Regions from separate parts of the Homo sapiens genome. Here region 1 is linked to region 2. Evidence: read pairs that join two places in POLR2A ChIA-PET (ENCODE). Cell type or tissue: CD4-positive, alpha-beta T cell. All regions are shown on one strand. Each heading gives the region's core, and the rest is flanking DNA. Links, peaks and the distances in the headings are about the cores only. Region 1 holds the start of LOC105374408 (a long non-coding RNA gene). Region 2 has its middle 56 kb from the start of LINC02513.

Region 1 (4,391 bases), core at 214-4,213, 68 kb after region 2:
CGTGAAGCATTTAATGATCCCTATGTTATTGTTTAAGAAACTGAGACCAAGAAAAATTAATTTGCCCATCACAAAGTTTTCACAGAAGCCAGATACAGTACTCTCATCTCCTTTTGAGTTGCCTTGTCCCAAGTGTAGGTCCCAAATCTTTCTAGGTGTCTCCTCTGTCCCCTATTCGGTAAATTATTTATGTGGTCCAACAGTTCTAGAGTAAGATAAGCAAAAAAAAGGACCAAACAGAAAATGGCATTTGTATACTGTGATAAAGCCTGAGCTTTAGGGGTCTAGGAATCCAGGGATCAAAGCAGGACCCACACCTGCTTGCCTCTGGTGCCTTGCTAATGGGGAATCCTGCAATTGTGCGAATGTTCAACCTTACGGAGTCCTGAGGGAGTCGGACACTGTTCCATGCATCCAACGCGTGCTATTTATTTAATCTTCCCAACAGCTTTTAACGTAGTACGATAGTCAACCCCATTTTATACATGAGGAACTGAGCTCTGAGAGGCTCAAATTCAGGCTCCGTGGCCCACACTCTTCCTACTGTCCATCAGCTAAACACGTGTTTTCTAAGATCACAGAAAGATCTACCCAACTGAAAGTGGAAGCAAGGGAAGGAGGAGGGGGCCGGGCGCGGTGGCTCACGCCTATAATCCCAGCACTCTGAGGGGCCGAGGTGGGTGGATTACGAGGTCAGGAGTTCCAGACCAGCATAACCAACATGGTGAAACCCCGTCTCTACTAAAAATACAAAAATTAGCCGGGCATAGTAGCAGGCGCCTGTAATCCCAGCTACTCGTGAGGCTGAGGCAGGAGAATCGTTTGAACCAGGGAGTCGGAGGTTGCAGTGAGCTGAGATCGCACCACTGCACTCCAGCCTGGGCGACGGAGCGACACTCTATCTCAAAATTAAAAAAAAAAAAAAAGAGAAGTGGAGGAAGGGAGGGCAGGAGGGCAGGAGGGCTGGAAGGCAGACACAAATGGAAACACAGCAGGATGAAGGTGAGCAGCAGTGACCTATCAAGGCATGTGATGGGTGCTTGAAAGACACAAGAAACAAAGAGGCCCAGGGAATAGAACACAGGAGAGAGGGGCAAAGGGCTGGGGGCCCAGGAGTCCCCACTACCCTTCCCCTCATATTGGCGCGCACACATACAAACACACCACACACACACCCCACACAAACACACACCCCACACACACCACACACATAAACACACACCACACAAACACACACACACACCACACAAACACACACCACACACACCACACACATAAGCATACACCACACAAACACACACCACACACACACCACAAACACACAAACACAAACACACCACACACACACTCCACTCACACACACCACACAAACACACACCACACACATAAACACACACCATACACACAAACACACACCACACACACAAACACACACCCCACACACATACCCCACACACACACCACACACACACACACCACACACACCACACACACAAACACATGCACACACACCACACACGCACCACAAACACACACCACACACACCATACACACACAAACACACACACAGCACACACACACACAAACACACACACTTGCCCAAGTCCACTGAGCTCACTGGCTACATCCTTCACAGCCACAGCCCTGGCTTGTTTCACTTGTGTGTTTATTTAGCTTAAGCGTCTGCTTTAAAGGGCTCCCTAAGAGAGGCAGAGCGGGAGGAGTGGTGGGAACCACCCTTTAGAAGAGGACGTACTGATTAGAAAGGAGCTGGGAAGAATACAGCTGCCTGAAAGCTGACAAGCCCTAGAGATGGTCTCCCTTTATTTCTCTTCCATAGCTGCTGGTGAGCCCCCCACTTCCTACTTCCCGTCCTCTCTCTCTGTCTCTCTCTCTCTCTCTCTGTGTGTGTCTCTCTCTGCAGTAGGTGGTGGCCGCCCCAGGCTTTTCCTGCTGTAGTTGATTATGTGTTGAGTGAGAGAGTCTCTTTAAGATGGTATCTACAGCGACCTCAAAGCACAAGTCATTGTTTTTAAAGAAAAAGAGCCTCTGATGGCGGAGAGCATGGTGCACTGGGACTCCACCTGGGTGCAGAGATGATCAGGAAACTGGGTTCCAGCCCCAAGTCTGTCCTTGGCAAGCCATGTGATCTCATGCCACTCAGCCTCTCAGATTCCTGCCTGAAAGAGGGTGACATCTGTCCTACCCACCTGAGGATAATAAAAAAGATAAGGCATGTGAAAGCACTTTCCACAATGCCAGGGAGTGATAGGTCCCCAGAAAGCTTTTGCTGATTGATTGACTGCCAGAGTGATTGATGATGCCTGGGGAGGACAAGGCCTTCCTGTTTATTTAAGATGTTTTTCACCAAAAGCTACTGGATGATGGATACAGTCTTCAGGGGCAAAGACATTATTGCAAACATAAAACTGATTGAACATTGTGTCCTGGCCAAGGAGTTTCCTACTCATTCTCTCCTCTAATGGAATTCCTGTCCCATTTAACACGATGCGTCTGTTATGGAGTCCCTAATTAAGGACCTGCAAGAAAGGTAAAAAGTCATTATCGCTCACCTTAGGAGACACTCATATTACTCAGGGTTTTCAGAGCAAAGCCCTAGGGAATGTCTGTCTTCCTAGACTTGGCAAACCTACCAGCCTTCCTAGACTTCTCTACACATGGTCACCAAGATCCAGACATTCTGAGGTTCTAAGAGCTCCTTTCAGCAACTTTACTGTGCAAATTGAGTTTAATTCGTTGAGTTTAGTTCAGAAGGAGCTAAGAGAGGAAGATCAAGATCCATGAATCTAGTATTCGTGAGCAGGCATGTCACGCCCTGGGAAGGTGAGTCAAGACACGGCATTAAAATAGGGGTGTGGAGGGATTCAGCCAAGGAGACAAAGTGAGGCTGATGGGGGAAAAAGAGGAGGAGTCCTTATGGTGATGTTTGACTTGTGTCTTAAAAGGATAATGTGGCTGCTGAATGGAGAATAGACTTGGGAGTGGAGCTAGGGCTGGGGGTGGAGTGAAGTAGGGAGAAAAGGTAGGAAGCTATAGGGAAAGTTTAGTGGAGAAATGACAATGGCCTGGTTCAAAGTCAGCCATGAAGAAGGGGGACATGGTTGACATTCTTGGAGCCCCATGTAACACCTCCCTGGAAGCATCAGTGTGTTAGGCACTTTTTTTTGTTGGTTTGTTTTGAGATGGAGTTTCACTTCTGTTGCCCAGGCTGGAGTGCAATGGCGTGATCTCAGCTCACTGCCACCTCTGCCTCCTGGGTTCAAACAATTCTTCTGCCTCACCCTCCCAAGAAGCTGAGATTACAGGCCCCTGCCACTATGCCTGGCTAAATTTTGTATTTTAGTAGAGACAGGGTTTCACCATGTTGATCAGGGTCAGGCTGGTCTCAAACTCCAGGTGATCCACCCGCCTCAGCCTCCCAAAGTGCTGGGATTACAGACATGAGTCACCGTGCCTGGCATGTTAGACACTCTTTAAGTTTAAATGCTTTCCTTTTAAGATCAGGAATTACACTAACCAGTTTAATAAGGCCAAAATAAAATAAAATACATCAAGAATGGAAAGGAAGAAAGTAAAATTTTCTTTATTTGCAGATAACATGACCATGTTTCTAAAAACTCCTAAGGAGTCTATTGTTTAAAAGTTCCCAGAACTAATACTTGAGTTTAGCAAAGCCCCAGGGTGTGAGGTCAACATAAAAATGGTGTTTCTATATACTATCAAAAAACAACTGGCGAACCGGGCGTGGTAGCTCATGCCTGTAATCCCAGCACTTTGGGAGGCTGAGGCAGGCAGATCGCCTGAGGTCAGGAGTTCGAGACCAGCCTGCCCGACATGGTGAAACTCCATCTCTACTAAAAATACAAAAATTAGCTGGGTGTGGTGGCAGGCACCTGTAATCCCAGCTACTCGGAAGGCTGAGACAGGAGAGTCACTTGAATCCCGGGAGGCGGAGGTTACAGTGAGCTGAGATCGTGCCACTGCCCTCCAGCCTGGGTGACAAGAGTGAAACTCTGTCTCAAAAAAAAAAAAAAACCCAAAAAACTGGCAATGGAAGGAAAGCAATCAACTTACAATATCACCAAAAACATGATATATTTTGAAATAATTTTAACAAAATATGTGCAAGACTGGTACAATGAGAACTACAAACATTTACTGACAAAAGTCAAGGAGAAACTGGACAAATGTAAAACATAGCATGCTCATGAATTGGAAGACTCAATAGTGTTGTCAGTTACCCAAACTGATCTACACATTCAACAAAATATCAATGTCCAGGTAGCCATTTTTTAGGAATTAACAAGCCAATTATGACACTTATATGGAAGTAAAATACAAGAGATCTAAGATGGCCAAGACAATTTTTT
Region 2 (4,391 bases), core at 284-4,283:
TAATTAGAGAGGATATATCATAAGTCCATTGACCAGTTGCAAAAATTATCGACACAAGACAGATCTTATTACATCATCGCTCTCCCTATCTGTCTTCTATTACTAAATTATTTTGAAGTAAATGGCACACATACTATTTCTGTATCATATTATTCTGTTATTATCCATACATACTTTAGTATGTATCTCCAAGAAGAACTTTCACAATGGCACTACCAGTGTTACTTCCAAAGAAAATAACAGTAATTTTTCAAGTCATCAAACATCCAAACCCTTTCAAATGTCTCAGATTTCCTGTAAATGTATTTCTACAGTTGCTTTGTTTGCATTGGAAGAAAAAGCAGTTCACACATTGCATTTGATCAACTCTCTTAAATCTCTATCAGCTATATAGGCCTCCTTGTCTCCCTGACATTCTCTTGTTAAAGAAAGAGAGTGATTTGCCCTGTAAATTTCTCACCTTTTAGATTTTGCTGATTATATCACTGTGGTGTCATTTAACATGTTCCTCCATTCCCTGTATTTTCTGTAAACTGGTAGTTAGATCTAGTGGTCTGATTAGAATCACATTGAATTGTTTGGCAAAGATACCTCATAAGCAAGACACAATCAAGGACCCTAAGCTTAAGATTACTTCTTTCTAGAAGATGAAGTCTCTGTTCCAAGCTCACAAAGCTAATAAAGGACAGAACAAGGCCTGGAATTCAATATTCTGCCTCTAGGTTCCTGTCCTTCCTCCCCATCACAGGATTTGAATCTAGTCTCTCCTCCTTGGAATGGAAGGTTGTCATTAAATCTTCTACCTCCATTATGACAGAAGGAGCAAGAGAGGAGCAGTGGGAAGGTTCAAACCTTCCTCTGACATACGGCAATATTTTTATTTTAAACAGATGCTGTGGGGAGAAGTCTCCTCAAGCCTGGGTGGGGCTATGCACAGTCTGCTTTTGCCAGAGGACTGGAAGCACTTAACACAGAACTCTGGCACAGAGCATCATTCTTGTTCCCCCTCTCTCCTTTTAAACACTGAGAACCAATTTACCTGAGTGAGTGCCGAAAGGAACATTTCATCCCTTTGCCTTACTCATTTTAATCGGAGGGAATGAGGTGTGTGTTCTTGCTCGCTGGCGGTGCTAGACGCCCGAGGAGATGCATGGAATTCCTCTTGGGTGAATAGGAAATAGAAAAGGAATAGCTAACGAAGGTGGCAACTATTCTGTGCCCTTTAGAAGTAAGTGCTTCCTCCTCCCTTCCTGCTACACTCAGCATGCAAACCCCAGAACCAAGACTGTATAACACAGGTAAATGGAAATATTCCCATCACAAGAGGAAGAAACCCACTCCCTACCCAAAACAAGGGGTAGGAGGCAAAGGTGGCTCAAATGCACAATAACAGTGAGAGCCCACCTTTATGGAATACTTAAAACACACCAAATACTTTATGCACAGTGACTCATTTAGTCCTCAAAACAACCCTGAAAAGTGGAAAGCAGGTGCTTCTATTTCCTGAATCTGCAGATAAGGAGGAATGTGAGATCACACAGATATTATTTTAGTGAAGGCAGAATTCTAATCCAGGCTTTTCTCATTTAGCGTCTGTAGCTTCACCATTAGGCTACAAAATTAGCTAAATTAAGATACTTATTTGGGAGCGGATAGCAATTTAGAAGGGAAATTTTGTTGGGTTTAGGAGTGGCTCAAGTAATACACCTTGGGATTCCTGGCCTTTGAGGACTATCATCTTCCATCTTACCGTAGGTCTCCAAAATCCATTAAGCACATTTCACAGGTGCAGGGACAGAAAGTTTCCACAAGGAATTGACTCTGGAGAAGCAACAGTTAAGCACTCTCTAGCTGTCTTCCTGTCAGATCAAGGCTTCTCACTCAAAGGAATGTCAGGAACCTATGTGGCACACACAGCCTTTGTGTGAATTCGAAAGTAGCACCTCTCCTGGGTAGATGAGTGGCAAAAATCTGCTCTTTCTGGGAGGATCCTTCTGGAAGGGTAATATCCACACTAAGCTTCACTGCTTGGCAGGGGTTGGGCCAGATTTCAGCCCCTTTCATACCCCTGCAGCCAGGTTCAAGAGTGCAGCAGAGCCCTGGTAAGCCAAGCTCCCTTTCCAAGCCAGGACTCTGCACCTGTTAAGCCCAAGTCACTCTTGCTGAGCTGTTACCATCTTTGGTGGTTGTTTCACGTGATTGTGGTCTCCTGTCAGCTCATGAGAGGGCAGAACCCAATTACTAGATTACTCAGAGTGCTGGTTTTCTTTTTCTTTCTTTTTTTTCTTTTTTCACCGCACTCAAGGCTGTGGCAGCCAAAATTTCCCTCCATCTCCCTGGTTTGACTCAACGAAGCTAGGCTGACATTGCTGTACATAGACTGCTAGGAGACTGTGACCATACTACACCATTTTTTCAATAGCGCTGACCAATTTCAATGGCTTGATTTTGTCATCGGATTGTATAAAAGAGCATGAAAAATAATTGGCAGTGGATAAACATTTTTCAGTCCACACTAAAAACGTAAATGTGAATCGATTACAAACCATGGGGAAATAAATTTGGTCAAAACTTAGTCATTTCGCTTTTGGAAATTTGTAGTAAAGAAATAATGCTAAATGTAGAAGAAAAACAAAAACCTCTGTCCACAAAGATAGTCACTACTGCGTTATTTGTATTAATACTAGGGAAAGTTGGAAATTAGCTGTCTTTATGGGAGAGCTTGTAGGTTAGGTAAATTATGGTATTTACCACATAATAGAGTTTTACAGCATTTTTGGAATTTGTGTTTCTGAAATGTTTGTTGGAACATATATAATGTGTATGTTGTTACAAGAAAAAATGTCAGGAAGCAAATAAATGTAAATTATAATCACAACTGTGTCAATAATGCTTAGAAAAATTTAGAAAGAGGACACACTAAAGCAGTCTTATTAAACCTAATGAAAATAACTACTATTTGTTGAGTTTTTGCTGTGTGTGAGGTACTGTGCTCAGTGTTTTTACATACATTAATTCAGTTTATCCTTCTATTAACAACTTGTGGTAAGTACAATTATTATGATTCCCATTTTATAGATGAAGGAATTGTTGCAGAGCTAAGTTAAATAACTTGCCCAAGTCATGTAGCAGAAAATGTAAAAGCTGGAAGATGAATCCAGGAAGCCTCAACAGCCACGCCTCCTAGCTGTTTGTCAGCTAGTTGAAAAATAGAACAAAAGATAATATGGAGAGATATCATTAAAAATATTACATAGAACAGGTTGAGCCTAGAATATGATGGGGTAGTGTTACAAGTACCCAATAACTAAATGGAGGAAGTTCTGTTTACCCAGGTAAAGATAATACAGTTCAAGCATCAATAACTGCAGTAGACTGAAGCACATCAATATTTGTGAAGTTACAGGTTTAAAATTACTCAGGAAAAAAACCCTCATCGGACACGTTTAGAGAAGCTAGGAAATAGCTCATTTCGCTGAAAACTGGTAAATAGAAAATAACCAAGCATTTTTCCTGCTTTTACTGTGCAAAATTTAGGGTAACTAAAGAGTTGATGAGGACAAATTTCCTTTAATGGAAATATTCCACATAACGAACGAAGCAGGAATAGTAGAATAGCATCCCCATAAAATAAAGGATCAGGCAAGAGATATTAACATTACAGAAACAGACATAACCAGACGGTATGTACTCCTGGTGGGATTATCACACCACTGCCTATGACACTGCCTATGACTAATGACAAAAAAATCAAAACCTGAGTCAGATTGTACCTCTATTTATGCCTCCCAATTTATAAGAAATGCAGGAGAGAGACAGAGAAATGGTTTAAATGACATCAAAGGAGACAAAAATCAGCAAAATTCAGAGTGTGGAACACTTGGTAGGACAAAGGACCTGTTTTCTCTCGACTTTGAAGGGGGAAAAGGGAGGGGAGGGGACATGTAGATGAAAACAGAACAACTACAGTGATCTTACTTGGATTCTATTTGGGGAGAAAATCCCTCAAAACGTTTTTGAGACAGTCAGAGAAACTGAAATGCTGTCTGGATATTTGATTAAATTCAGGAATTTTTCTCTTTTTTAAGGTGTGATGGTGATGTTGTAGCTATGGCTATGGCTATGCTTTTTAAAAGAAGTCCTTGTCATCGCTTCTTGGTCTTTTGACTAAGATCAAGTGTAATAAAAAGAAGTCCTTGTCTTTTAGAGATGCATTCTGGAATATTTATGGATGAGAATATATGATTTCTTATATTTGTTTTAATATATTTCAAGAGCCAGGAGGAGGTGAATGAGGAGAGATACAATAAAAGATTGGCCATGAGTTGATAATTGCTGAGGTTGAGTAGTGGGTAAGTGGGGTCTCATCACGCTCTCCTCTCTACTTTTAT

What was found. ChIA-PET counts read pairs that join two places held together with the same protein. Peaks named below come from ENCODE experiments on the same cell type or tissue, not always from the same donor. Only the 100,000 strongest peaks of a DNase experiment are listed, where the experiment ranks them.
Region 1: POLR2A ChIA-PET joins it to region 2 with 7 read pairs; 4 of 35 experiments call an interaction of 5 or more read pairs at or near these places.

Annotation. Positions count from the first base shown.
Region 1 is chr4:38,240,799-38,245,189 of GRCh38, reverse strand. It overlaps LOC105374408 (a long non-coding RNA gene), which reads left to right and starts at 1,735. Exons shown (of 2, transcript XR_925214.3): 1 at 1,735-1,846. RefSeq lists a silencer at 479-676 and enhancers at 1,642-1,811, 1,453-1,954. In CD4-positive, alpha-beta T cell, for the core only: no CTCF peak of the experiment used is centred there; no DNase peak of the experiment used is centred there.
Region 2 is chr4:38,308,454-38,312,844 of GRCh38, reverse strand. No RefSeq gene overlaps it. Among named protein-coding and RNA genes, the nearest start is that of LINC02513, 56 kb to the left of the region's middle. RefSeq lists enhancers at 2,141-2,300, 2,311-2,440. In CD4-positive, alpha-beta T cell, for the core only: no CTCF peak of the experiment used is centred there; a DNase peak (open chromatin) is centred at 2,244; H3K4me3 peaks cover 757 bases; H3K27ac peaks cover 572 bases.